2 separate regions of the Homo sapiens genome follow, and region 2 is linked to region 1. Evidence: read pairs that join two places in POLR2A ChIA-PET (ENCODE). Cell type or tissue: K562. All regions are shown on one strand. Links, peaks and the distances in the headings refer to the core of each region. The heading gives the core; the rest is flanking DNA. Region 1 has its middle 52 kb from the start of MDM1. Region 2 overlaps RAP1B (RAP1B, member of RAS oncogene family).

Region 1 (15,480 bases), core at 4,085-12,084:
AAGCTTTAAAGACCTCTTGTTTATGCTGAGGGGGATTCAGCATCAACCATGGTTCCTCCCAGTCCTGATGGCTCAGATGTAGTAAGTGAGCCTTTACTCTGAATGCAGCATGGTAGAGTTAAGATGGACCCTGGGACCATGCTGCCCGTGTTTTAACCTTAGCTCTGTGTTACTAATGACTTGGGCAAGCTACTTTGCCTTTCTGTGACTCGAATTTCTCATCTGTAAAATGGAGAGGAGTAAGAGTAGCTATTTCAGAGGGTTGTTGTGAAGATACATTAAAAAATATAAATACATATAACAGCGTATGGCAAATATTTATTATTTTTATTTTTATAGAACTTACCTTACGTATATATGTATACATGAGTGACAAAATGCATGCTTATATCATTAATGCTTTTTAGGTCCCTGCATGGTTGCCTCGGGTCCTTCTTGGATCACTTGCCCGGTCTCTGAGGCTGCAGGCCTCATTGCAATCGTGCACTTGGGCAGGGCTCCTGCCCCTGAACTCCTCTCCTGAGGTGGAGCCTTGCAGTCTGCTGAGAACCTCCTTGATGCTGGCTCCCTTCCCGCATCTCTGAATATTGCTTCTCCAAAACAGTGCTCTGGAGTTTTATGTGGTTCCTTGGTGCAGACCACTTGCTACCCACATTCCCTGGAGCTTGTGTCTGCTCCCTCCTGCATCCTTCCCCATTGCTTGTGTTTCGGACCTGTTTGCTAGGTCCTGAGCTGATATATGTGTGTGTTTAGAAGTTACCACCTCAGCTTGACACAACCTTATCAAATAACTTTGTGAAACATTTTACACATAAAATGGTTATGAATCTCAGTACACCTCAGGTGGACAAGAGACATCACATTTCTCTACTTTTTGGGGGTAGTAGCTTTATTGATACAATTTAACTATTTATAAAATTCATTTTTTTTTTGGTATATTCACAGAGTTGTGCGATCAACACGATTATCAATTTTGGAATGTTTTCACCTGTCCCTGCAAATCCTCTATTCTTTAGTTGTCACCCTCTTTTCCCCTAGCCCTAGGCAACCACTAATCTATTTTCTGTCTATAGATTTGCCTATTCTGGATGTTTCCTATAAATGGAAACATACACTATGTGGTTTTTCGTGACTGACTTCTTTCATTTAGCATAATTTTTTTTTTTTTAAGACGGAGTCTCGCTCTGTCGCCCAGGCTGGAGTGCAGTGGCGTGATCTCGGCTCACTGCAACCTCTGCCTCCCAGGTTCACGCCATTCTCCTGCCTCAGCCTCCCGAGTAGCTGGGACTACAGGCACCCGCCACCACCCCAGCTAATTTTTTGTATTTTTAGTAGAGATGGGGTTTCACCGTGTTCGCCAGGATGGTCTCCATCTCCTGACCTCGTGATCCGCCAGCCTTGGCCTCCCAAAGTGCTGAGATTACAGGCATGAGCCACCACGCCCGGCCACATAATGTTTTTAAGGTTCATCCATGTTGTGGCATGACTTAAGTACTTCCTTCCTTTTTATTGCTGAATGGTATTTATTCTTCTCTACTTTTGGCTCAGTAAGTAATTATTATTTTCTGCCCCTGTTCCATAGGTCTGGTGAGAAATTCAACTTCAGTCATTCTTGTACTTCCCATCTGGGGCTGTGTCAAAATTCCAGGCTCTCAAGCAGAGCCGAGATCTCAGAGACCCAGGAGGGCATCAGACATATGACCACACAGGTTACTGCTGGGATGTCACTGTCTCTCCCTGTGTGGTCTTTAAGAGGCTCCCCTCTCCTGCCTTTGTGCTAGCCTCTGGAGTATGAGAACTGTTGTGGTTGGGAAACCTGGGCTAATGTTCCGCCTCTTGGTGCACCAATGGCCTGTCTCTCTGAGGTCTTGCTGTGTCCTTGGGGCCCTGCCAGGGAGTAAGGCAAAATACAGGGTACCTTAAACTCTGACTCCTCCTCTAAGCCAGAGAGACTTTCATTTTAGACAGGGGGTATTCTTCCCCCAGAACTATTTAAATTCTCTTTCGTGCCCTCAGGTTTTTTAAAACAAAAATCAAACATTCCAACCTTGAACTTTCCCCCAGGCAAAAGCAGCACAGATGTCAAAGAAGAAAAACAGAAGGGGAAAACATAAGTGAACTTAAAAAAGTTATCTTGTGTTAGAGTTCTTTCCTGGTTGTTCAAATCTCTGTACCAACATAAGCCCATAATGTGTTTGAGCATTTTATCCCACTACATCTTTTCGTATTTCCAGTCAAGTCACTGTGGCTCTTTGCTGTACCACCAGCCCACCTGCCACTGTTCCCTGACAGCTTTTTAACTCCTGCAAGCCACTAGTTGCTGTGATGGCAACACCACAACCTGGATGCTGTTGCTTAAATTTTTACTTTAATTGCACAATGGAACTCTCTCTCTCTTTTGTGGTGGAATGAAGATATTAAATATTTCATCTATGCTGTTAGAAATGTAGGATTTGCATTTCTGTTATATAATTCTATCATACATTTTTATTTCTATTACATACTTCTGTTATAACTATCTATTGTACTAGGTTTTGGTCTCAAGATTCCTTTATGCTCTTAATAATTGAGGATCTCAAAAATCTTTTGTTTATTTGGGTTATATCTGTGGATATTAACTATGCTATAAACATTTTTCTTTCTTTTTTTTTTTTTTGAGACAGAGTCTTGCTCTGTTACCCAGGCTGGAGTGCAGTGGCACAATCTCGGCTCACTGCAACCCCCGCCTTCTGGGTTCAAGTGATTCTCCTGCCTCAGTCTCCTGAGTAGCTGGGATTACAGGTGCCCGTCACCACACCTGGCTAATTTTTATATTTTTAGAAAAGACAGGGTTTCACCATGTTGGTCAGGCTGGTCTCAAACTCCTGACCTCATGATCTGCCCACCTTGGCCTCCCAAAGTGCTGGGATTACAGGCATGAGCCATCGCGCCCAACCAAACATGCTATAAACATTTTAAAAATAATTATTTATTCATTCATTTTAAAATAACAATAATAAACCCATTGCATGTAACGTAAATAACATATTTTTATAAATAATGTATTTATTTTTCCAAACAAGAGAAACTTAGTGAGTAGCATAGCATTATTTCATGTTTTTACATTTTTTGCCTTTTAATGTCTGACAGTAGAAGATGGCTAGATTCTTACATTGGCTTTTGCATTCGGTATAGTGTGATACGTTGTTTTCATTGAAGAATATTAAGAAAACCTGGCATCACAGAGTGATGTAGCTGGAAAACAGAGGACTATTTTAATAACCTTTTTGGATAATTGTATCTACTATCCTAAACCTCAACTAGAGGTAGTTTCTTAAAGGTTTATTGGGCAATAAATATTGCCATATATTTCCTTTGGGGTGACAGCCTCACTTTGTACATTTTCAAGAAAATGTTTAGCAAATACCTACATCTGAATATGTTGGTCTTTCAAGTGAAATGGTGTTTCATTAGAAGAGTGGTTAGTTCAACTTGCAACTCCAGGAATATTTTATGGTAGAGACAACCATGCTACTTCAGTATTCAGCAGAAGTGCTTTCTGTGTACTTGATAGTTTGTCACACAGAATATTACAAAGACATGTACTGAAATGTTGAAATTCAATGAGGTTACTTGGCAACTTGTATCAAGGGTCTAATCCCTTATTATGTTACCATAACTTGGTTAAAGAATATATGTGGTAAGCAAAAATACTTACCTGTGATAGAAGATAAGCAATAGGATTAAGTACATTTGGTGATTTCTGAATTAAATATGCTAGAAAAAGCTTTTATTTAAATCCAAAATTCTGTTCTGCTCTTGGAGATTTTAGACAAGAAAATTATGTTTCTAGGATCATACATGTTGGCAGATTTCCAAGCATCCAAGGCTGTGTGTTTTTTTTTTATTTTTTATTTATTTATTTTTTTAGAAAAATTAATCTATTTATTAAGAACAATATTTATCAAGGGCCTAATTTGTACTAATATTTTTCTAGATATGGGAATGGAGTGGTGAATAAGATATACACAGTCCCTGTACTCATGAAGCTTTTAATCTAGAAGGAGGAGAAAAAAAGTAACAAGTAAATAAGCAAGATAATTTTAGACAGATGAGCATATGAAGGAAACAACATAGGGTATTGAGATCATGAAACACAGGTGAAATGGGGTGGTCAGAGAAGGTCTCTCTAAGGAGGTGACATTGGAGCTGAAACCTGAATGATGAGGAGGAACCAGGTGGAAAAGCAACTGAAGCAGAGTGAACAGCAAGTACAGAGGCCCTGAGGTGAGACTACATTTGGTGGCTTTGAGGAATGAAATGAAAGTAGTATGGCTTGAGTGCAGTGAGCAAAAGAGAAAACGGTGCAAGATGAGATCAGACCACATATAACTTTGTAAGCCATAGTTAGTGTGTTAGTCTTTTTGGGCTGCTATAACAAAAATAACATAGACCAGGTTATTTTAAAATAAATAACAAACATTTATTTTAAAAAATTTCTATTATTATTTTTTGAGACAGTCTCACTCTGTCACTCAGGCTAGAGTGCAGCACTGTGAACACAGCTCATTGCAGCCTCTTCTTTTTGGCTCAAGCAATCCTCCTGCCTCAGCCTCTTGTAAGGCTGGAACCACAGGCTCATGCTACCATGCCTGGCTAAGTTTTTGACTTTTGGAGAGACAGAGTCTCACTTTGTTGCCCAGGCTTGTCTTGAACTCCTGGACCCAAGTGATCCTACTGCCTTGGCCTCTGAAAAATTTGGGATTACAGGCATGAGCCACTTCATCCAGCAAAAAATTTATTTCTCATAGTTCTAGAGCCTGGGAAGTCCAAGAGCAAGGTGGCAGATGATTTGGTTCCTGATGAGGACTTTCTTCGTGATTTGAAGACAGATGACTTCTTTTTCCCATACCTTCACATGGTGGAGAGAGAAAGAGAGAGGAAGCAAGCACTCTTATGTCTCTTCTTATAAAGGCATTAATCCCATCATGAAGGCTAGACTCTCATGATACCCTCATGACCTATTTACCTCCCAGAGTCCCCAATTTCACATGCCATCACAATGGAGTTTTGACATATAATTTTGGGGGGACACATTCAGCCCATTGCAGCTAGGCACTTGGATTTTATTATGAGTAAAATAGGAAGCAATCGGAAGTTTTTAAAATTGAGAGTGACGTGACCTAATAGGTGTTTTTGAATGATTGCTCTGAATGCTATGTGGAGGATGATTGCAGGGGGTCAAGACTGCAGCAGAGTGGGCAGCTGAGAGGCTATGATGATAGGTTGGATGGCTAGGTGGTGGAAGAAGAGAGAAGATGGGTTTGAAGATATAGTTTAGAGGTAAAGACAGAGAGGAGGCATCAGGGACATACCCAAATTTATATTTTCTTAAGCTACCAAATGAATGGTGATGGTAGAAACTGACATGTTTATGACTGGGAAAGAAATAGGTCTGTGAGATGGTTGGGGAGGTGGTCATCAGGTGCTCTTTGAAGATGAAAATCAAAATGTTTGTTTTGTATGTTATGTCATATGTGGTTGTGTTCAGCTGCAGAGGAACCAAAATCCTGACAAACCATATCTTAAGCAAACAAGCTCTTTGATTAATCAATTAATTTATTGTCCACACAAAAGTGTGTCAAAAATAGGCAGACCCAGCTGGTATGGTAGCTCACAAATGCCACTGAGATCGCAGGCACATTCTCTCTTCTCCTTGAGCATCCTTATCATGTCCTTCACTCTCACCTATGTAAGAGAGGGACTGAGCTTTAGGCATAGGGTCTGCATGTAAGACAGGAGAAGGGGAAAGCTGAAAGAAGTAGGGGTAGTGCCTATGTCAGGAAAGCAAAAGCTTTTTCAGAAATCTATACCCCAGACCTCCACTTTATGTACCAAAATTATATCATGTGTCCAATTCCAGCTGCAAGGGAGGCTGAGCTTTTTAGCTGGTCACAGTGGCTCACTGAACAAAATTGGAGGCATTTTTATAGGAAGTAAGAGGTGAAAGGATACTGTGAAGGTAGGCAACCAGTAATGCTACCAGGAACACATGAAGTTTAAGGTCTCTGGTAAGCATTCACATGGAAAAGTCAAGTAAGGTTGAAATTATAAGCCTCAAGTTGAAAGTTCAACTTTCAAAGTTGAAAGGAAGAGCAGAGATGATAACAGTTCAAAAGGAGAGCAGAGCTGATAACAGTTTGGAAATCATTAGCATGTAGATCATATGTAAAGCGAAGAGGGCGGATGAGATCAATTAGTGACAGAGTAGAGTTGAAAACTTGTCAATTTTGTATTTATTACTGTGACTTGCTTTAATTAATTTTATTAATTCAACAAGATTTTAATGTATACTTTCCATGTGTTTTAAACTGCTTTGAACCCTCAGGGCACAAAGATGAAGATGTATCTTTTGCTTTTAAGAAGCTGAGATAGAAAAAAAAGATAAAAATTAGTTTTGTTAAATGATTCACTACAATATATATTAAAAATTAACCTATTTAGGTATATTTGTGACATTTGGATAATGGTAGTAGCTCTACTGCAGATTCACTTTTTAAGTGAGAATTTAAGTAATTTATCTTGAGTAATGCAATATTCACCTGTCTACATATGTACATTTGCATATTTTAATTTGCGAATGCATTAAGAAAAGCCTGAGTGTTTTAATGATTAAATAATAACCTTATTATTAGTAAATTTGCTGCTAAAATGAACACAATGCATTATGGAATCTTAACCTAAAAATTTTGACTCCTAAGGAAGAGAAAGGAATTACTTGTCAGATGACCTGGTTTAGATTAGGACTGAAGAATGGTTTAGTGACGCATTGCTACCTATTATTTCACTTGGAAGACTCATGGATGTCTCATACTAAGTTTTTTACCTTACCCATCCCTCATTCCTTTCCGAACATCATGTTTTTCTGTATTACTTTTGAAGTAAGTGGCATTACTATTGTTTTCACTCAAGCCAGAACTCCAAGTATTATTCTAGACAGTTGTGTCTCCCTCACTCCACTGTTACCAGCAAAACCTACAGATTTTACCTCCTGAATATTTTTTTGAATCTGCTCTGTCTTCTCTGTCCCGGCTCACCATCATTTCACATCTTCTCTCCAAGCGTGCTCCTTTAAACTCCATCTCTGTAGCTAGAGCAATTTTATGAAGCTAAACTGCCCAATTCATTACTCTTGTTAAAATCTGGCAAAATATCTTTCAGCATTCTGTAAAAATGGTGTCCTGAAGTACAATCTATTTAAAAAATATTGAGCTAAATTGAGGCAAAGAGGTTCCTTTATTGTAAAACTTCTCAGAGCCTTCAACATGCTAACGCATGCACTGTGAATTACTAAAGGGGTGAAATTTAGGATGCTTCAAAAAGAAGTCACAGTGAAGCTATTATGTTGAGGAATACCAAGGAATTTTTCATGAAATGCCTCTGTGAACACTAGAAATTTCTATAAACTGTCTTAGGAAATTTGGTCTATAAGGAGGAAATTCAGTCACCTCAACATGACCTATGAGACCTCTTGTGACCTAGTCCTTATCTTCCTCATGAGCCTCATCTTCTATCCCTCCCCGTCTTGAATTTCTTGCTTGTAATAGCAAACCACATCCAGTTCCTGTACACAACATGCTCCTTTTTTTTTTTTTTTTTTTTGAGACGGAGTCTGACTCTGTCGCCCAGGCTGGAGTGCAACGGCGCGATCTCGGCTCACCACAACCTCCGCCTCCCAGGTTCAAACAATTCTCCTGCCTCAGCCTCCCGAGTAGCTGGGATTACAGGTGTGCGCCATCACTCCCGGCTAATTTTTGTATTTTTAGTGAGATGGGGTTTTACCATGTTGGCCAGGCTGGTCTCAAACTCCTGACCTCAAGTGATCCGCCCACCTTGGCCTCCCAAATTGCTGAGATTATAGGCATGAGCCACCACATCCGACCAAAATAACTCTCTTTATCCAGCTAACTCTACTCACCTTTTGACTCTCAGCTCAGAGACCTTCCTTGCATTCCACGTTGAGCTAAGTGCCTCTTTTCTGAAGTCCACTTACCATCTCACAAAAAATGGGCATAATCTGTTTATGTGTCTTTTCACCCTAGTTTACCTGGGGATAAAGACTGAGGCTATGCTGCGATGATGATGGTGGTGATTATAGCTCAGTTTATTGCACATACTAGATGCCAGGCAACTGTATACGAATTATCTTATTTGATAGTCACAAACTCCCATGAAGTAGGTGTTATTAGTATCCTTGTTTTGCAGGTAAAGCAGCTACGGCTTAGAAAGGCTGAGGAACTTGCCTGAGGCTATCCAGCTACTGAGAGATAAACTGGGGTGTGAATTCAGAGAGCTTGACTCCTGAGGCTCCACCTGTGCCTATAATTCCAGCATGACACCTGGTAATGGGCACTCAGTATATGCTTGTTGATCTAAACTCAGTGTGTGTGTGTGTGTCTGTGTGTGTCTGTGTGTGTGTGTGTGTGTGTGTGTGTGTGTGTGGTCTTCCTCTCACATCCAAAGCTACTAGCACTGAGGAAGTTGGGCATGGTGTAGGAAAGAGAAATCTTTGCTGTTAAATCTCATTTCCAGCATAACTGTCAATGGAGAGGTGGCATGGAAGGGACAACCAGTTCGTGTACCAAATTACTCTCAGCTTGCTTGTTGTCTTAGGCATATGTTCTGGGAGTGGCCAACACCTGTTTTACATCTGTGTTAGTCTTTGCGGAATAAAAAGCAAATTAGGGTTTAATGGGGACTATTAATCTTGTCACCTAATTGAGTAGATCTAATAAATCTTTTCATTCAAAACCCAATGGGAATTTCTAGTTGGAAATGAGTGTGGGGAATATTCAATCTCAAAAATATTTTCATACACAAAGATTATATATGAGTTTGTGAAAGATGTTGAATATTCAATGAAATTTAATGAGTATGAATTGAACACTTATCCTGGGCCTAGAACTGTTGGCAGTTGCTTTTGAGAGTTACAGAGTACATTTATGGTAATTACTGCACTTACGAATTTTGCTATGTGGTTTGGGAGTATCTGAAGTATCTTATAGTAGGTCTCTAAACTGGTAATAATAAAAAGTTCAAATATATTATTTTGTTACACTCCACGAGGATCAAACTTCATCATGACATGATTATAATTTGAAATATGAGTAAGAAATACGTAGGGTCATGATCTCTATAAGCCCATTCTTTGCTTCTTAATTAAATTTTGCAGCTGATAGAAACATTGAAAGCAGAGCATTAGCTTATAAATAATTCAGAAAATGGTTGGTAACTCCCATAGTATATGTTTTATGAGTTTTGTTTAAGAAGAGTCTATTTCGTGTTAGGTAAAGTTGGCCATTGTTTAGAATAAAGACCTGCATTACTTTCTATTCTAAATTAAACTGTTAATGGGAGTGCTTGCAAAGGCCTTGGTGCTTTTTTTTCTGTTTAATAGGAGCAACATCACTTTGGATCAATTATTTAATTTCCTTATGTCAGAGTTCTTTCAATTTAAAGGAAAATATTTCCTTTCCTCATTCCTTTTTCTCTGAGGATGAACCAGACATTGGAAGTTGTAGCCTGGGATTGTACTGGAGCTCTCACTGTGGTTGCATTCTTTCTTCACATTCAGCGTCCTCCTTAAAGCACACATTTTCACGTACATCTATTAAATTACCTGGGAGAGAGTTCTAGACACTATCAGTCAGTAAATCCAGTTGTCTCATTTTTCAGTTTTAGCTATTGTTGCGGTCATATGCCAAGGCTTGTATGAATGAAGGGTCTATAAAAATATCTGCTGTGGTGTGATTTTTTTTATCCTTGTATGAGACCATAGCATGAGACAGTAGACTGGCAAATTGGCAGGGCGAGGAGAGTGTTTGTGCTTACACGGGGCAATGAAAAGAGTTTTGATTCTTCTTTAGCTAAATGTTATAAAACTTTAAAGCTTACATTTGAATAATCGTTGCAGATGGGTTAGATAAAATCCATCAACTCACAATGTTTTTCCTGTTTCCATTCACTAGTGAGTAACAAGGTTAAAAGAAGGAATGTTCTATAAAATAAGATATAGAATTTGGGTTAGGTTTACAAGTGAAGAGTTCCTCTTTGCCCTGCCCCCAAATTATTTTTAGGCCCCAGGCCTCTGAAGCCAAGGTAATCTGCAGGGCAGCTTTCACATTTTATCACAAGTCAGTGGTCTCTCCTCTTCCTTGTCCCTCCTATCTTGCCGGCAAATGGCTCTGTGGGAAACCCATTCTGCTTCCTGTTTAAACTGTAGAAACAATTCATTTAATTCAATATCTAGCTTTTGATTCTATTTGCAAAAATACAGTTGTAAATAGTTCCATTCATTAGCCAATTTTTTTTTTGGTCTGTTAAGCATATTTGGGTCATTTTATAGTTAACCTTGGCTGAGGGAGAGAAGTTCTTTGAAGCTCTTACTTACTTACTTGTGAATTTTTGGGTCTGATATGGAGGCTTTGCAGGTCAGAAGCATGGCTTGACTGACCCAATGCCCATTTCTGGCTCTCTTCATCCTCGCTGACCTCTACAGTAGAGAAAGGAGAAGCTGAATATTCACTGCTCTAACCTCCCTTGAAGCAAGGGGTGGCCTTGTAACAGTTCTGGCCAATGTGGCATAAGCAGAATTCTGCTGAGGTGGGTTTTGGGAACGGCTTTTGATTTCCTAATAAAAGAGGCCAGAACTGCAGGCACTATTCTTTCCACCCCTCTTGGTCTTGAACATGGCTACAATGTCTGGATCTATAGCAGTCAGCTTGCAACTTTGAGACAATATGCCAATCTAAAAATGGTAGAGCAGAATTATAGATGAACAGATGAACCCTTGGTTTTTATTAGATCATGGAGCCCCATATTATACAGTACTGCTTCCCTTTAGACATCATACATGAAAAATAAATCCCTTTGTGGTAGGTTTAATACAAGGCCACAAATTCTTTGACACTCCTCCCAGCAAAGTCTAATTCACCCTCCCTTGAATATAGGCCAGCCTTACCCACTTGATTCTAACTAGTAGAATTCAGTAGATGTGACACTGCATGACTCTCCATGCTAGGTTCACAAGTGATGCGGTTTCTGCCTTTTTCTTCTCTCTGACATGTGCCTTGGGAGCTTTGAGCTGACATGTTAGAAGTCAGTCTACATTGAAGCTGCCATGCTGAAGAACTCATGTGGGAGAACACACAGAAATCGAGATGCCTGAGGAGCCCCAGCTGTACCAGCCTCTAGCTCTCTGAGTCTTCTCAGCAAGAACTGTCAAACATGAGAGTGAAGCAGCCTTCAGATGACTCTGGCCCCAGTCTTCAAGTGCCCTAGCTGGTGCCAAGTGGAGCAGACAAGCTGCCACCCACCAAGCCCTTCCCAAATTGCAGACTAGGAACAAAATAAATGTTATTTTAAGCCACTAAATTTTGGTTTGTTATATATTATAGCAATAGAAAACCAGAACCCCTTTTTTTAATGCCACTGTTAGTTGGATATTCTGTTACTTGCAGCCAAAAGCATCCTTATGTGAAATACTTAGTAGTAGAGAAGATTAAAAGAAATCACTAAAACGATCCTTTTGAGTTGCTATATGTGTTGATTATCCAATCTATTCCTCTCTTATTCTGTTTGTAGCAATCCATTTCACTGTAGCACTGATATCATAACTTCCCATTGAAGTCAGTGCTGCTTTAGTTGTATAAAGGTTTTATTTACAAAAGGGCTGGGCTAGTAGAAACATGGAAAAAGAGGGACTTCAATTCAGGGCCCCATACTGCTGTTTTCCTGCTCTTTTGGCATTTTGATTATAATAAAGACAATATTAGTAACTTCTTCACTAGGAGGTAAAGCTTGAGAGTTCCTAACTTTATAAAACTCTCATCAATGTTTGAAGCTGCTTTCTTAATGAAATGCTCCTAGCATTTGACAGCTTTATTTTTTTCATTGACATTTGCAGCTTTTAAAATAGATGAATATTTAATATCATGTTTAATAGGTCAGATTCTTTGAAGAAAATTTCCATTAATTAGTTCCCATTTTCTAAAGAATTGATGGTCACTCAGTATTGTTGGAATTCTTAAAAAGGTTTTAATCATAAATTTATTTTTAAGTCTGGCGTATGGAAACTAGCAAGGTTGTTCTAGGTTAATATACATATCCTTACATGGGAGCTACACTATAAATTAAAAATCTTTTATCCCAAAGTAACATAATACTATTTTTAGTGATGGAAATTCCTAAGCAGCTTTGCAATATTGTTTGGGCAGTCTTATTCTACTGCACTGAAACTTTAAACCTGAAAGAACAGAACTGCAACTCCTAAAAGCTAGTTGCACAAAAGCCAACTTCAATTTTGTGTCTTTGTTTACTCAATGTCCACATCCTTAAACTGTTGGCAAATTCGCAGCTGGGTGGAGCAGCAAAAATGTCATTGTGCTGATGATATGGGGAGGGATGGGTGTGGAGGCTAGATTGGGGCACCAGAGGAGTCCTTGCAAAGAAAAGTTACATAAGCGATATCATATGCAGAAGCAGCCTCTGGGTTGAAAAATAACTGCACAGGGAGTGTCAGCCTTTCTTGGATTTCACTCCCTTATTTACTATCCTTAAGGGTCAGACCTATATTCCTGGGTGGGCTGGAGAGTCTAAGTGCAGTGAGTTCCTAATAGCAACCCTGCACAATAGCTTAAAAAGCCTGGCAATGCTTTTTTGTTTTTAAAATTTTGTCTCAAGGCAGCAAGGTGCTGTATGCAAAAGCTGAATGAACATCTCAATGAGAAGCCAAAACAGGACAGATGTTTCATGCTGCGCCTCAAATCTGGTTGCTTCCAGCATGATTTCCAGGAAGCACAGAAAAACGGAGAAGACAACTGGTTTTCCTTGGCAGCTCCAAAGCAGATTAAAACAAGCACTAATTTCCCATCCTGTCCTTCTTTCGCCTATCCATCTTTTTTAGGAAACTAAATTATTAATTCATGAGACAATGCCTTGTATTCATGACACCTGATATTTTTATTTTTGTAACCTGTGAAAAATAAGTTGTCATTGTGTGTCTCTCCTGTGTCAGAGATTCCTTGGGGTCCCATGTCATAATTTACTTGGTACCAAGCCCCCATCTAGCACCTGAGGGAAATTATATATATGCAGTCATACAGACTGTGGGAATGGTGGGAGTAGGGATGAAATGTAACAAAACTGAGACAACTGCAAGTACATATGAGATCTGCCACCTGCCTAGGGTGACCCTGAACTCTGAGCACCCCAATATGTTAAGTATCACTTGAGATCTTCACATCATTAGGGAGAGGCAGGTATTTCTGTTCTTTGGCCATCGTGTGCTCCACATCTTACTTGATGGCATTCTTTGGATTAGGACCCTTAGTGTCAGTCCTAAGCTCCTCAGACACCTCTGTTAGCTAATGCCTTTCTGCAGGTTTCTCAGATGCCTGCAGCATTCTGCTTGCCCCCAGCTCATTAGCAGATAGAGCCTATAAATTCCTCTCTAATGCCACTGCCTCTTACTGAAGTCTTACACAGCTCCAGAAAACAGAAAACCTTCACCCATATAAACGATTGCTTTTAGAAGCATCACCTTCTCAAGCTGCAGCTAACTCCTTCCAGAGGCTTGAGTTGTCTCATTCACAGAGGCAGTCTTTCTCAAAGGATCGGAATTATGTAGCATGCTTGTTAAAATACAAATTCCCACTGAATCAGACTGTCTCAGGGTGGGATTGGGAGTTGGCATATGTAACAAGCTCCTTATGCAGGCAGCTACAGCTTCCATTTCAGGATAGAGAGCTAGTTAATTTCATCATTGTACACATCAAGTTTAGCATTTCCTCTTAGGGATGAGAATACTTGTCGCCCTCACAGCTTGGAGACATTAGGAAAAGTCTGTCAATTTCAACTACGTGGATACCACCCAACCCTTCAGCTTGCAGCAGCCTTAAGAAAATTGAGGCTTTGTGGGCAAAAATTGAGGCTAAAACCTGCACTGATCTTTCATCCTTGGCCTTGGCCAGACTTCCACGCTTACCTTTGAGGAGCCGCCTCCAAAGTCATCCACACTCTCCTCTACTCTCATGTTTTCATTGTTTTGCCTCCTAACCCCTGCCTTACCACACCTCATGTTCACCCCCATTTCCTCTACGCTCTGGACTTTTACCCCATGGTAGATTCCCTCAGCCTTCAGGCCTCAGCTGAAATCTGGGTCTCACTGGGATGCTCTTTCCCTCTTAGTCTTCCGACATGACGGTTGCCCTTTTTTCCACTTGCATTCTGAACCATAGAGCTGTGGGTGACAGATGAGGGATAGAGTTAGAAAGGGGTCGGCCAACTTTTCCCATAAATAACCAGATAGTAAATATCTTTGTGGGCCACACAGTCCATTATAACTACTCAAGTCTGCTGTTGTAGCACAAAAGAAACCATAGACAGTATGTGAATAAATGAACTTGTTTCAATAAAACTTCATTTATGGACATTGAAATGTGAATTTCATATAATTTCCACATGTTGCAAAATAGTATTCCTTTTCTGAAAAATTATCAACCATTGAAATGGTAAAAACCATTCTTAGCTTCAGGGCAATACAGAAACGGAGTGGGGGCCCGGGGGCAGCTAGAGTGGCCTGTGTGCTGTGGTCTGCTGATTCCTGACAGAAACCAGTGCTTCTCAGACTTCAATGTACTTACATGTCACTAAGGATCTTGCTAAAATGCAGACTCAGATTAAGTAAGTACATCTGGGACGGAACCTGAGATCCTGCATTTCTAACAAGCTCCCAAGTGGTAAGCGTGCCTGGTGAGCGCACCGCACTTTGAATAATAAGGCACTACAGTCAGTCATGTGTAGAAGCTTCTCCTTTATATAATAAAGGCATTAAAAATAGCTTAATGACATAGGAAAATGTCCTGACTGTAATGTGTGTTAGATGGAAAGTGAGACAGTCGAGAGCACAGGCTTTCAAGCCAAACACACTCCCACTTACCAACTATATGCATCTGAACACATTTCTTAACCTTTCTCAGTTTCTGTTAATTCAACTGTAAAATAAAGTAAAAATTATCTCTGCCTCAGGTGGTTGTTTGGATTCTAACAAGACAATGCTTGTAAAACACTCAGCACCTAGCAAGGCCTCAATCCTAGCCCTTATTATTTTTAAATTTAAAAAGCAAGACATGAATCTGTATATAACAAACTAATAGGAATGTTAATTTTGAGTGTCTCAGGGGATTTCCTTGCCATCTTTTTTAGAAAACATTTGCAAGAGTCATGCCCATTCATTCATTCATTCATTCAAGAAACATTTGTTGAGTTCCTGCTTCTGCCAGGCAATGTGTTTTGCTGGATCTGCCAAGACGAGTCAAACGTAAGCTCACATAAGATGGGGGGCTGGGAACAAAAACAATCTCAGCATAGAAGAAGGGCTGTATGGGAGTGTGCAGGGTGCTAGGGAACATAGAGGAAAGAGTGTTCCCTCCGCTGGGAGGA
Region 2 (15,480 bases), core at 2,598-10,597, 290 kb before region 1:
TGAAGCAGGAAAATCACTTGAACCTGGGAGGCAGAGGTTGCAGTGAGCCAAGATCACGCCACTGCACTCCAGCCTGGGCAACAGAGCGAGACTTGGTCTAAAAAAAAAAAAAAAATAGTACAGTAGACCTCAACATACAATATTTCACCACAATTGCTGTCTTTTTGTTTTTTGGTTTTGGCTGAACCATGTGAAAGTTAGCTGTAGTTATGATACTTCACCCCTAAATTTTTCAGCATGTATCTTCTGTTAAATAAAATTGATGTGGGGAGCATTGCTTTGGACTGAGCTCATGCCAAATCCATGTAATCAAACTGTACTTTAAAACAGTGTCTGTAGTCTCAGCTACTCTGAAGGTTGAGATAGGAGGATTGCTTGAGCCCATCCAGCCTGGGCAACACAGTTAAGACACCGTCAGAGGTCGGGCGCGGTGGCTCACACCTGTAATCCCAGCACTTTGGGAGGCCGAGGCAGGCAAATCATGAAGTCAGGAGTTCGAGACCAGCCTGGCCAACATGGTGAAACCGCATCTCTACTAAAGATACAAAAAATTAGCCGTGCGTGGTGGCATGCACCTGTAATTCCAGCTACTTGGGAGGCTGAGGCAGGAGAATTGCTTGAACCTGGGAGGCGGAGGTTGCAGTAGGCTGAGATTGCACCATTGCACTCCAGCCTGGTCGACAGGGCAAGACTCCGTCTCAAAAAAAAAAAAAAAGAAAAGAAAAAGAAACACACACACACACACACACACACACACACACATAAGAATGGGCCAGTTTTCCAAAAAACAGGAGATTCACGGCAACTAATCAGAAGAGGCTCAGTCTACCTGAGCCACTAAGGTCTGTTTTGACCTCATGTGTGAAAGTAGCTTTGAAATGATCAACCTGTTTTTTCTTCCTTATTTCAGCTTTCTTCAGCCCATTTCTTTTCTTTTTTTTGAGACAGTCTCGCTCTATCACCCAGGCTGGAGTACAGTGGTGCGATCTTGGCTCACTGCAACCTCTGCCTCCTGGGTTCAAGCGATTCCCCTGCCTCAGCCTCCCGAGTAGCTGGGCTACAGGCACATGCCACCACACTCAGCTAATTTTTTATTTTTAGCAGAGACAGGGTTTCACCATGTTGGCCAGGCTGGTCTCAAACTCCTGACCTCATGATCCGCCCAGCTTGGCCTCCCGAAGTGCTGGGATTACAGGCATGAGCCACCATGCCCTGCCTCTTCAGCTCTTTTATGTCTATAAAGCACACCTCCTCTGCTCAGCTCTGTCTATTTTGTAGATGGGATGCTGCTTGATTCATGAATCTCTAGTAAAAGCCAATTAAATCTTTAAAATTTGATTTGTTGAAGCTTTTTTTATTTGACACTCCTAAAACAAGGACAAGACATTCTCCTACCTAGTCACAGCAAATCAAACACTCAGAACAATTAATAGTGACAGAATGCCACAACTAATGTATGCAAATTTCCCCCATTGTCCCAATAATGTCCTTTATAACTGCCCCTCTCCAGTATAGGATCGAATATTGGATTATGCATTTGTCATGTCTTTTTATTCTACTTTAACTTAGAATAGTACCCCAGACTTTTTTTTTCTTTTAGTCATTTGGATTTCTGATTGTTTCCTCATTATAACTTTTTTTTTTTTTTGAGACAAGGTCTTGCTTTGTCACCGAGGCTGAAGTGCAGTGGTGTGAACATGGCTCACTGCAGCTCAAGCGATCCTCTTGCTTCAGCCCCCTGAAGTAGCTGGGACTACAGGTGTGCACTACCATGCCTGGCTAATTTTTTTGTTTGTTTGTTTTTAAGTTAGGGTTTTGCCATGTCACCCAGGCAGGTCTTGAACTCCTGAGCTCAAGCGATCCACCTGTCTGCCTTGGCCTCCCAAAGTGCTGGGATTACAGGCGTGAGCCACTGCGCCCAGCCAATAAACACTTTAAAATACATTGAGGGGAAAGCAGAGTGCAGGAATACTACATAGATGTTACTAAGTATTTCTTAATCACATTGGATGGTATATGAGGTCTCTTTGTCTCAGTTTCAAAATCTGCTGAACTGTCCTTTCCCCAGACCCCCTCCAAAAGAAAGCATCCTTTCACCTGATGCCCCTTTCTAGCTGCTGTTTTTTCTCTCATTCCCTTCTCAACCAAACATCTGTTTTGCTAAATTGTAAATAGCCAGTAGTGGTTTTCTTACTATAAATCCAGTATAAGTATCTCTTACAAAAAGATAATAGACATAAACAAAAGGAAAAAATTAAAGAATCCTATGATTCCATTAACTATAGCTGACTACAATTCCACGAAATACCCTCATCAAGAATTACCCAGCTAAGTCCAGTTAACCCACAGAACAAAGAGAGTGAATAATATATTGATTTATGCCACTACATTTTGTGGTAGCTTTTTATGTAGCAACAGAAAACTGTAACAAATGGAATTATATTGTAAAACTGTTCTACAATCTGCTTATTCACTTAACATGAACATCTTTTCATTTCAAAATTATTTGTCTACATCATTCATAATTTACCAAAAGAATTTGAAAGAGTCATATTTCCTTTTTGTCTCCATTTACATTTACAAGGTGACCTAATGCTGTCTGACTTCAACCTTCACTGGTAAATGAAAACTAACTAAGGTGACCAATGATCTCTGCCAGGAAAAGTTTATTTTTCATTTCTCAACATCTCCAGAATATTTGACACCATTCACCACTCTCTTCCTTAGTACCCCCATGCCATTTGGTGTCATGATTTTGTTAGTGGGCTTCTCCTAGTCCACTCCGCCTTCTCTTGGCTAGTCTTCTCTATGAGCTCTATAAATCTGCCTTTACCTTAAACATCAATTAATCTTTTCCAGAGTTCAGACCCAAGCCCTGTCTTCCTCAGTTCTGCATTATTTTCAGGCTTCAAACTACTGACAGTTTCCTAATAGATTTCCAATCTATATTCTAGCCCATATCTCAATTTTATATTCCAGACTCATGCGTCTGGTGGCTTACTAGACACATTCACTTTGAAGATATAAGGTACCTGAAACTTAACATGTTCTAACTCTAAACATGAACTCAATAGACCTGCCCCTCCCTCACTCCTCACCAAAACAACAATACAACAACAACCCTGCTTCTCCTTGTATATTTTTTTTTTTTAGTCTTGGCAAGTGGCCATATCCAGTTAGCCAAAAATCTGGAATTTAATCTCAGTAGGACTAAAGTTCCACGAGGGCAGAGATATTTATCTTTGTTTGGTGCTGTATCTCTCTGTTTGTCAATTGAATTATTCTTCTCTCATCCCCTGCATCTACTTTGTCACCAAATCTCAAATATGTCTTCCCATTTCCATTGCTACCTTCTTCATTTCCAGTCCCAACTCATCATCTCTTCACTGTTCTAAGGTAGGTCCTCCAACCGAATTCCATTCTTTATACTGCTAAGAGGATGATCTTCTAAATATGCAAATCTGACTGTCACCTTTCAGTTTCTTCCCAGTCTCAATTTTAACTTTAAACTACTACACTCAGCCTTCAGGACGTGATTTACCTGTTATTATCTCTGCCTCAAATTCTGTATTCCAGCTATATTCAACTACAGCTCCCCAAACATTCTACAGTCATTTGGCATATTTTCTCTGCTCCTACTAAGTAGAAGCAGAAGAGGAATAAAGCAAGACCATGTCATAGACTGCTATGCAGTCATTAAAAGGGAGTTTAGAGAGCATTTGTAATAACTTGGAAATGTTTATGTTTTACTTTAAATGAGGGAAGCAGACTGCCATATTATATATATCAGTATGCTCAGAAACAATGTAAAATGTATAAAACAATACTGAACAAAAATTATACCAAAGTTCATAGTGCTCATCTTAGGTGAGACTTTGGCTATGCCTTGTTTTGTTTTGTTTTTTGAGAAAGGGTCTCGTTTTGTTGTCCATGCTGGAGTGTAGTGGCACAATCATGACTCACTGCAGCATTGACCTCCTGGGCTCAAGTGATCCTCCCACTTCAGTCCCCCAAATAGCTAGGACTACAGGTGTACACCACAATGCCTGGCTAATTAAAAAAAACAAAAAACCAAAAGCCTTTGTGTGTGTGTGTGTGTGTGTGTGTAGACAGAGTCTCACTATGTTGCCAAGGCTGGCTGGTCTCCTGGCTCAAGTGATCCTCCTGCCTCGGCCTCCCAAAGTGCTGGGATTGCAGGAGTGAGCCCCTGCACCCGGCCCACTATGCCTTGCTTTATTTAAAGCAATATATTTTCATAGCAAGATCCAATTGAAATTCAAATAAATATTTTAATAAGTTCATTAAGAATTCCAGTGAGTCAGATGTGTGTCTAGTGATTTAAGTTATAGCAGGTGCTTAAATACTTTTGCCATGTTCAAAAGATAGTGGAAAATCTTGAATACAGTTGTAGGATACACAGAAGCTTATATAAAACAAAATTAAGTATTTAGACTATTAACAGCTTGTTCAGATATAAGATGGTGTGATTTTTTTCATTTTAATATTTGGGGAATTTTCCTCTTTGAGCTCAAAACATTGCAAACATGCTATTATAACTTAGTAATATTCTTTTTATCTAAAGTAATAGAATTGGCTGGGCCTAGTGGCTCACACCTGTAATCCCAGCACTTTGGGAGGCCGAGGTGGGAAGATCACTTGAGCTCAGAAGTTTGAGACCAGCCTGGCCATCATGGTGAATCCCTATCTCTACTGAAAATATAAAAAATTAGGCGGGTGTGGTGGTGCATGCCTATAATCCCAGCTACTCAGGAGACTGAGGCAGGAGAATCGCTTGAACCTTGGAGGCGGAGGTTGCAGTGAACCGAGATCGCGCCACTGCACTCCAGCCTCGGCGACAGAGCGAGACCCTGTCTCAAAAACAAACAAAAACAAAACAAACAAACTCTCTCTCTCTCTATATATATATATATATATTCTTACTTAAAATCTATTACTAGTAAAACTTACATTTTGCAAATTGATATTAGCGCATGGTCGGCAATGTTTTAGTCTTTTTTTTTCCTCCCTGGATGTTGACCAGCTCTTTTAATTTACTTTAAAAAAATTGTGGTAATGTGTACATAAAATTTACCATTTTAACCATCTTTTAAGTTTGTAGTTCATTGACATTAAATACATTCACATTGTTGTGCAGGGCAATGTTTTATCTTTTAAAAAAAAACAAACTTGAAGGTCTTGTGCCTGAACAATCCCCTCCCCTCCCCTCCCCCTCCCCTGTTCTTTTTCTGAGATGGAATTTGCTCTTGTTGCCCAGGCTGGAGTGCAATGGTGCAATCTCAGCTCACTGCAACCTCCGCCTCCCAGGTTCAAGCGATTATCCTACCACAGTCTCCCAAGTAGCTGGGATTACAGGCATGCGCCACCATGCCTGGCTGATTTTGTATTTTTAGTAGAGACGGGGTTTCTCCATGTTGGTCAGGCTGGTCTTGAACTCCTGACCACAGGTGATCCTCCCACCTCGACCTCCCAAAGTGCTGGGATTATAGGCATAAGCCACCATGCCTGGCTGGGTTTCTTTCTTTTGCCTTCTTTTCTTTTCTTTTTTCTTTCTTCAATGTTTTATTCTTTTTTTAAAAAAAACAAACCAAACTTGAGGGCCTTGTGCCTGAACAATGCTCTTTTCTTTTCTTTTTCCTTGCTTCCTTCCTTCCTTCCTGTCTTTCCCTTCCAACCTTCCTTCCTTCCTTCCTTCCCTCCTTCCTTCCCTCTTTCCTTCTCCCCTTCTCTCCTTTCCCCTCCCCTGCCCTCCCCTCCCCTCCCCTTCCTCAGGATCTCACTGTGTCACTCAGGCTGGAGTGCAGTGTCGCAAACATGGCTCACTGTAGCCTCGACTCCTCCTGGGCTCAAACGATCCTCCCACCTCAACCTCCCAAGTAGCTGGGACTACAGGTGCACACCACTATGCCCAGCTAATTTTTGTATTTTTTTGTAGACACTGGGTTTCACTTTGTTGCCCAGGCTGGTCTCGAAATCCTGAGCTCGTCTCAAATTCCTGAGCTCAAGCAAGCTGCCTGCCTTAGCCTCCCAAAGTGCTGGGATTACAGGCATGAATGAGTCACCGTGCCCCGCCCAATGTTTTATTCTTTCTTTTTTTTTTTTTTTTTGAGACGGAGTTTTGCTCTTGTTGCTCAGGCTGGAGTGCAGTGGCGCGATCTCGGCTCACTGCAACCTCTGTCTCTCAGGTTGAAGCAATTCTCCTGCCTCAGCCTCCTAAGTACCTGGGATTACAGGCATGCGCCACCACACCCGGCTAGTTTTTTTTTTTTTTTTTTTTTTAGTAGAGATGGGGTTTCGCCATGTTGGCCAGGTTGGTCTTGAACTCCTGACTTCAGGTAATCCACCCGCCTCGGCCTCCCAAAGTGCTGGGATTACAAGCATGAGCCACCGCACCCAGCGCCAATGTTTTATTCTTAAATAAATGTATTTGCTTTAAAAATTTTATATATATATATAAATATATATAATATATATATATATGGTAACTGATTATCCGTTCAAATTTTTAATTATTTGTTACATTGTTTTCAAAAAGTTATTTATTCAGATAATGATGTCTGTTTGCTTTCTCTGTATTTTCAGGCCCACCCCGCCTCACTCCCACCCTCTTCTACTTAATTCAGGATGTGAATAGCACATGCCTTCCATCTTCAGACAAACACTGAGGCCTGGACAATGACCTGCATTAGGTAGATAGAATCTACTGAAAGCTAAAAGCCTTTTCCTGTGTCTTAGCAGCACGGAAGCCACGCCTCCTTCCCCCCAATGTTTGTGCAAACCCTAGAGAAGAGGAGACAGCCCCTATGATGTGTGAGGTTGAATTTCCTGCCCTCAACCCATCAAATCAGGCAGAATGAGGGCTCAGTCAGAACTACAACTACAAAAGAGAAAAATTTTAATGTGACTTTTCTTGTCTGCTCAGATTTTTGGGTTAAGGTTCATGCCAGCTACATTCTTTGCATAATAAAATATAAATAGAGTATAAATTGTTCTAGTTAGAGAAAACAGCAAAACAGTGCTCTCCCAAGGGCCCTAATAAATCACTTTACAGAAACGTGGATGTGTGTTGGATTTACAGGATTTCTATGCCAAGCAGAGAAGTACGTGAAAACAGGAAAGCAAAATGCATAAGTTGCAATAATAGTTTTGTGGTTTAGCTGAATAATGTCCTATATCAACAGAGGATAATGATTTTAGTTTTTCAGTTGCCCCAAGATCATTTCCATTACTGATGAGGCTTGAAATGTCTGTGAAGAAGAGTCATTGCAATTGATTTATTTGTCTGGCAAACTTTTTGTCAGCAAATTCACCACTACCTCAAAAATCTCACTAGCTACTCTATGCTTAAGACATTGGAAGCATAAGCCACAATGAAAACTAACTCTTAGCATTAGAATTCTAAGAAGCAGTAATGTATTTATGATTTTATGTTAAAAATCTCCCAGATGTCAGCATTTAAATCACAATTCAGTAATATAAGTAATTTGAAATTAGAAAGTTTTATACTTCACCATTCTATTTTCCTCTTCAAATTGAACACAGTTTGAAAGAATTAAGAAAAGAAGCTATAAAAAATAAATTGTTCAAGGATTCTTCCTGTTTCTAAACACCACAAGATTATGATGATAGAGACATCATTTGAAGTGGTAGAGAGTACTGTGAAATATCTATATGTGAATGTAATGAAAATGAAAAAATAATCTGATGAATTTTTAAAATTAATCTTGTTAGAGTCATTTTTGAGAAATTGTATGCAAGTGTATTGATTGAAAATGACCTTCTCATTCAAGAAAAATTTATTGAGCACTTACCAAGTGTCAACAGGTGAATGTGAATAAAATAGATATGGTCCCTGCCTTCTTGGAGTTGAATAAAATAGCAAACACTTATTGAATATTTATTATATGTTGTGCATTATAATATTAACCAATGTTTATTGAGTTGTTATTATATGCCAACTATGCCAATCCTGTCCTAAGCAATTTATGTATGTTAACTAATTTAATCCTCACAATAAATCTATGAGGTAGGTACTATTATTTCTGTCATAAAATTACAAAGGCATAGAGAGATAATTTGTCTAAGGTTCCATAGAGTAAGTAGGGGACCCAGAATTCAATTCAAGGAGTCTTTTTGTTCTGCATGACATCTCAACTGCTATATAAATATTATTTAGTTCCCAGGGCAAATTTTTCAGGATAATATTCTTATTCTCTCAATTTTACAGAAGAGAAAACTGCAGTGTAAAGAGGTGAAATAACTCACCAAAAGTTAACTGACAATGATCCTACCCACTACATCACACTGCTTAACTGGGAAGACACGCAATTTAACAAGTACCAACCAGGCTCCACATTTAAACTCTGACCCCGTTTGACCTTAAAGTAATGCATTTTTCTTCAAAGCAGACACTTCGCCACCCCAAAAAAAACCATATCTGAAAAGACATAATGTACTTAATCAATGGCTTCCTGCTATAATCACCACAACCACATCCTTTCCTAGAATCGTATCTGTCTTATTGAATCCTTCCATTAGCTTTTCTCCTATACATGAAGTTCAAATAGCACACCTGAGTTTTTGAGGGCATACACAACTTACACATTCCAGGCTCAAATATTTTTTTCCTCCCCTGACTCATGAACTTTTTGAAATTTAACAGTTTCTTCTATCTTTTATGCTACCTGGTCTATCTGAACCAAACATATATATTTTGCAGTTTCCTCCTAAAATACATTCAAAGCACTGTTTTGCTTCGCATTGCTGATATTTAACTCCTTTGCAATATCACTGCTACTTATACACAAACAAAAATCTGGTGTTTTTTAAGAGGAAGCCAAACTAAATAAATCATTTTAAAGATATATATATGGTTGGGTGTGGTGGCTCATGCCTGTAATACCAGCACTTTGGGAGGCTGAGGCGGGTGGATCTCCTGAGGTCAGAAGTTCGAAACAAACCTGGCCATCATGGTGAAACCCCGTGTCTACTAAAAAATACAAAAATTAGCCAGGCATGGCGGTGTGTGCCTGTAATCCCAGCTACTTGGGAGTCTGACGCAGGAAAATCACTTGAACCCGGGAGATGGAGGTTGCAGTGAGCCAAGATTGCACCATTGCACTCCAGCCTGGGAAACGAGAGCGAAACTCCATCTCAAATATATATATATAGGTTGAGCGCAGTGCTCACGCCTGTAATCCCAGCATTTTGGGAGACTAAGGTGGCGGATCATGAGGTCAGCAGTTCGAGACCAGCCTGGCCAACATGGTAAATTCCCGTCTCTACTAAAAATATAAAATTAGCCGGCATGGTGGCACGTGCCTGTAATCCCAGCTCCTCAGGAGGCTGAGGTAGGAGAATCGCTTGAACCTGGGAGGCGGAGGTTGCAGTGAGCTGAGATGGCGCCATTGCACTCCAGCCTGGGTGACAGAGCGAGACTCTATCTCAAAAAAAAAGAAAAATTATATATATATATATATATATATATATATATATATCTTTGTCTATAAGTGAATATCTTCTAATTAGAGGATCTATGATAATGTATCTTTAAGAAGATGCGTCATGCATCTATGATCCTATGAATCTGCTCTTTAAAAACAACAGAATATTCAAGGTGTCTTTAATTTTTTTTTTGAGACAGAGTCTTGCTCTATTGCCCAGGCTGGAGTACAGTGGCGTGATCATGGCTCACTGCAGCTTTGATCTCCTGGGCTCAGCCTCCTGGGTGGCTGGAACCACAGGCATGTGCCCCCGCATCCAGCTAATTTTTAAATTTTTTGTAGAGCTAGAGTCTCCCTATGTTGCCCAGGCTGGTCTTGAACTCCTGGGCTCAAGTGATCCTCTTGCCTCAGCCTCCCAAAGCACTGGGATTATAGGCATGAGCCACCACACCTAGCCAAGGTGTTATTTTAACAATGGAAAATGTAGTATATTTAGTTCATAAATCAAGAGCACAAACGGACTTAAAATATTTCAAGTATATTTTGAGCTACAAACATATTGGCATATAAGAGCAAACTATGCGGCTTTTATAAATGGAAGTGCATTGAAAAGCATAAAATGATGGAATACATATTGACAATGCAATATAATGTTAAGAAAAAGTTGCGTCTATCATGAACATTGCCCTTGAAACTTGTTTAGAAGCTGAATCTGCTGCAAAAAGGGCATTTGGGAAATCTGTGCTTCAGAATCCATCCTGCCTACCTATTTGCAACTTTAAATGATTGAGTTTAACTTTTAGGAAACCCAACATCCTAGAGAAGTCTTTCTGCTTCTTTGTCCTTCACAAGATCAACTGAAGTTCTCTAGCTGTGTAAAAAGGCTGAATTTCAGGTAATGAAAGAAAGTTAAACTGCTTTGGTTTTTTGAATTATTTTCTTGTTTAAATATAAGGTTTAAGTATAATGACAATTATTTTTAAATTTCTAAAATTAATTTTACTCAAAGATAGCATAACAATGTTAAGGAAAAGGAAATAATAATACAGTCATCCATGATACTGTTGCCAGCACCATAATTTTTATTAATGCATATTATCCTCCCATGTATTTTACATTCATATTTTACATATAATGATGACATTCATATAGCTTTTTTTTTTATATTCCAGAAAATGTTATTTACTTGTTACTGACAATGTCTCTTCTAGACGAGTCATCCTGTTTTTTCTCCCGCTGTTGTACTTTTGCTTTTCTTTTTCCACCTACTCAGATCCTTCACTTCCTCACCCCTACTCCTATATCACCATGTCAGGTAATGCATATTAACAACTTGGTAAATATCCTTCAGTTGCTTTCTTCATCTCCTTTCCCAGGTGCCCACATGCATCCCTCACATACATCCTTCTCGGTATTCTGTTTTGTTCACTTTGCACGGGAATCCTTCTAAGTCAACCTTTAAACATCAAACTCATTTTTAAATGAATGCATAATGTTCTATATTATGCATGAATCATAATTTATTCAACTATTCTATTGATGGGCATGCACTCTGTTTTTCCTTCTAGAGTGTGGCAATAAATAATCTTGTGCATTTCCTTTCATTTCCTTGGTGTAGATATCAGTAGTAGAATTGAGGTCAAATATGCATATTTAATTTGAACAGATATCAGCTCTACAATGCACATTTCCATCAGCAATAAATGATTCATTTCTTGCCCTTTACCTCTCTTCTGGGACTGTAGTGTTCTCTGAAGTTTTCGTCCATGTGTTGGGCTCGTTGGTACTTTGATTCGTATTTCTCTGGCTACAGTTAGAGCATCTTTTTATGTTGATGGGCCATTTGGATTTGTTCTTATCTAAACTGCCTAGTTATATATCTTTCAACCATTTATCTTTTGAATAGTTTACCTTTTTTTTTTTTTTTTTTTTTAAACGGAGTATCACTCTTGTTGCCCAGGCTGGAGTGCAATGGCACCATCTTGGCTCACTGCAACTTTCGCCTCCTAGGTTCAAGCAATTCTCCTGCCTCAGCCTCCTGAGTAGCTAGGATTACAGGCATGCACCACCACACCCAGCTAATTTTGTATTTTTAGTAGAGATGGGGTTTCTCCACGTTGGCCAGGCTAGTCTCAAACTCCTGACCTCAGGTGATCCACCCGCCTCGGCCTCCCAAAGTGTTGGGATTACAGGCATGATCCACCGTGCCTGGCCGTGAATAGTTTAATCTTTTATCTGTGCTATACTTTCCCAAATTTGACTTTGCAATATATTTTGCCAAATTTTAAATTTATATATACAGTCTGTGACTTACAGTTTTACTTATAATTTTTCAGCTTTGTGATGGATTTATCAGGGTATTAAATGCATTTTCGACTTACATTTTTGACTTCTGATGGGCTTATTGGGACATAACCCCATTGTAAGCTGAGAAGCATCTGTGTGTACACACACACACACTTATTATTTACTTGAAATATATATCTTAAATATAGCTTCATTTTTAAAAATTAGCTAAGAAGGTCTACCCTATCTCTAGATTTCTAGTCTCTTAGATTTTCTTCTAAGACTTCTACTGTTTTACTTTATAGCTTGAAAACATTTTAATATATCTGGAAAGTGCTTTTTGCATGATATAGGGGTTGAACTTTTATTGTCTTTAGACAGATAGTTAGTTGTGCTAGCATTTTACTGATACTATTTTCTATTGAAATATATTTTTGTCGGCCGGGCACAGTGGCTCACACCTGTAATCCCAGTACTTTGGGAGGCTGAGGCGGGCAGATGACCTGAGGTTGGGAGTTCGCAACTAGCCTGACCAACATGGAGAAACCCCATCTCTACTAAAATACAAAATTAGCCCAGGCGTGGTGGCACATGCCTGTAATCCCAGCTACTCGGGAGGCTGAGGCAGGAGAATCACTTGAACCTGGGAGGCGGAGGTTGTGGTGAACCAAGATCGTGCCATTATACTCCAGTCTGGGCAACAAGAGGGAAACTGTCTCAAAAAAAAAAAAAAAAAAAAGAAAGAAAAAGAAATATATTTTTGTCACGTATAAACGTCATATACTGGAATCTAGTTCTGGACTCAGTTCTACTCTACTCTTTCACTTGAACTTTAAGATCATTTTGCTTAATTTCTTTTCTTTTTTCTTTTTCTTGAGATAGAGATTTGCTCTGTCACCCAGGCTGGAGTGCAGTGGTACAATCTCAGCTACTGCACCCTCTGCCTCCTGGGTTCAAGCGATTCTCCTGCCTCAGCCTCCAGAGTAGCTGGGATTACAGGCACCTGCCACCATGCCTGGCTAATTTTTGTATTTTTAGTAGAGACGGGGTTTCACCATGTTAGCCAGGATGGTCTCCATCTCCTGACCTCGTGATCCGCCCCCCTCGGCCTCCGAAAGTGCTGGGATTACAGGTGTGAGCCACCGTGCCCGGCCCATTTTGCTTAATTTCAATTTCAAAACCTCACCCAAGTCTGGCACGGTGGCTCATGCCTATAATCCACTTTGGGAGGCCAAGGTGTGACACTTGCTTGAGCCCAGGAGTTCAAGACCAACATCCAGTCTATTAAAAAATCAAAAACAAAAACAAAGCCTCAGCCAGTTGAAATTTAAATTGTAATCATTATACATTAACATGCTAATTTGGGGGAATTGATATTTTTATGATATTATCTTCCCAGTGTATTTGTTCAGATCTTGATTTATGTCCTTCAATAAGAGTTTATAATAGTTCTTTCTTAGCCTTATACCTTAAGGCATTTAGTTTTTATCTGTCGTGTTTACTATATCAACTTGTAGGTATTTTTTATAAATATAAAGAAAAGCTATTGATTTTTGGCATGCTTATCTTATATCCAGCCAAGTTCCTGAATACTTCTAATAGATTTTTTTGAGCTTTCAAGGTATTCACTTATAATACAAGCAAAAGTAATTTTATTTTCCAGTGTCTATATTTAACATTTCATTCTTTTGATATAATGCATTCATTAGCTCTATTAGGAGACTCAGCCCCTATTTCATAGCATTGCTGAGGGTTGAACAACACATGTAAAGTGCTTAGAGCAATGGTGGCACATCTTAGGGTGTCCAAGAAATAACTAGTATTATTTCCCAACTATCAGAGCTTATCAGATCTTTAATCTAGAAATGTCACTTTCAAGCAGTATCAAGCCAAATAACTGAATAAGTAAGCTATCATTTGCTGGTTTTTCTTATTCTTTCATCATTCCTCATTTTAAATGAATTTGAGGCGCCTACCTGACAGCTTTCTTAAACTTCTATTTGTGATTCATAGGACGGCAGAAAAGAAGAGCCAAGAAAGTCTGTGCAGGGATGATTTCAGATTGTTAACGTTATTTCTCTTTGGAAAAGAAGTTAATGTCAAACTAGATTTAAGTTTAGACATTAAATCTGTTTTGGTTTAACTCATGAAGAGTTTATTTTGTGCAGGTCAGGGAGACCTGGTCACAAAAAATCTTTTGCTTACTAGAATTTGTAACTTTTCTTTTTCAAAGTGAGATAAAGCAGTCGAGCCAATTGTGACAAATTTCACTTGCTCCTCTGAGTGAGTTTTAGTAGTAACTGGGCTAAGAAAAAAACCCCTTCCTTATTATAATAGTCTTAGGGAGATCAACACTGTGCAACTGGCTCCTCTGATACAGTATGGAGGTAGGTAGTGGCACTGTAAAATGTCTTAACTTGCCAGGGCTAACCTGGTTGGCATTCTGTATCCATCCTGTTTGGATGACATACTGAGACCTATCCTCTTTACTCTCCCTTGAACAAAAGCCTTGACGGGGGGCCTAGGGCAACCAAGTCATTAATTCTGCATATGTCATTAACTACATCCTGCCAAGGAGAGAATGCCCTGACCATGAGAATATCCTGTACTGGTTCAGAGTGGAAGGATGGGGGAGGGGTAGTGGATGCCACTTCTTTCTTTGGTGACATCCTCTGTGAAAGCATTGGTGGAATAAAATTAGTGGTATGATAGTGGCCAATGATGTCCTCTTATTTCTGAAAAATTAAGAGCTAGCTGTTAGCTGTTTGCTAAATAGTAATTACCAGATAGTTCAGCTTCTGCAAAGAGCCCAAGATGTATTTCAGGAAGTATTATTGCTTTTTATTCTAACAAAATAGACTTATAAATCTCCCGTTGAAATCCTGTATGATCCAAGGCATGAAGTCATGCTTTACTAAAGTTGGAAAATGCAAAGGAATGAGTAAGTGAAGTGAGAACTTTTTCCACAACAGCTCTTATAGAGAATGACTGAATTGACTTCTGGGAACTGTAAGTTTGTATCTTAAACATGTAAAGCACACAAATGGTTACAATTTCCTTATACCATTACTTGAAATAATAAATGGATAAAAAGGCTATCTGGAGAAGCCCAAATTCATTTTTGAGAAGTGATTACAGAGACAAGAAACCCAACCCTAACGCTGAATGTACTAACACATATAAAAACCCCAAAACCCACTGGGTTGAATTAATCTCTAACTTCCTCAAATGTTCAGTGTACTTCATTCCAACCAGATGAGTTTTTATCATTTAATTCTGGGCCTGTCCATTCCTTCCATTTCTTTTTTTCATGTACCTCTAGATATTACACTCCTCCCATTTCTTAAAAAACAAAAACAAAATAACCAAGCAGTAAATAAAACATTGAATTCAGTGCAGAAGCAAAATCTTATAAACACCACCATTTGGTCTCAGAAACACTAATTTTCTCTCATATGAATCACATATGTCTGATTAAAGGTGGGATGCGTGAGATGAAGAGAAAACCCTCTGGATATGTCTGAAAATGAAAAAGAAAAGTTTGTTATATTACTATTAGATCTAAGTAAAAGGGGGGAAGTTTCTGTCATCATTGATAAATATAAAATATGTAGGGTAGGCAGGATATATACTGACACAAGTAGAAGGTAATTCTGTGGGATGACAATGGTTAACAATATTCCATACCCAGTATGTTGCTTCTGGAACTGTAGAACTAGTCCATACTAAACCT

Evidence for each region. ChIA-PET counts read pairs that join two places held together with the same protein. Peaks named below come from ENCODE experiments on the same cell type or tissue, not always from the same donor. Only the 100,000 strongest peaks of a DNase experiment are listed, where the experiment ranks them.
Region 2: POLR2A ChIA-PET joins it to region 1 with 5 read pairs; 6 of 35 experiments call an interaction of 5 or more read pairs at or near these places.

The regions. Positions count from the first base shown.
Region 1 is chr12:68,376,367-68,391,846 of GRCh38, reverse strand. No RefSeq gene overlaps it. Among named protein-coding and RNA genes, the nearest start is that of MDM1, 52 kb to the right of the region's middle. In K562, for the core only: no CTCF peak of the experiment used is centred there; DNase peaks (open chromatin) are centred at 7,546 and 10,166.
Region 2 is chr12:68,666,942-68,682,421 of GRCh38, reverse strand. RAP1B (RAP1B, member of RAS oncogene family) reads right to left here. Exons shown (of 8, transcript NM_001010942.3): 8 at 10,521-15,480. It overlaps LOC100507250 (a long non-coding RNA gene), which reads left to right. Exons shown (of 3, transcript NR_038930.1): 3 at 6,601-8,051. Among named protein-coding and RNA genes, the nearest start is that of NUP107, 12 kb to the left of the region's middle. RefSeq lists a silencer at 1,889-2,002. In K562, for the core only: no CTCF peak of the experiment used is centred there; a DNase peak (open chromatin) is centred at 6,741; H3K4me3 peaks cover 662 bases.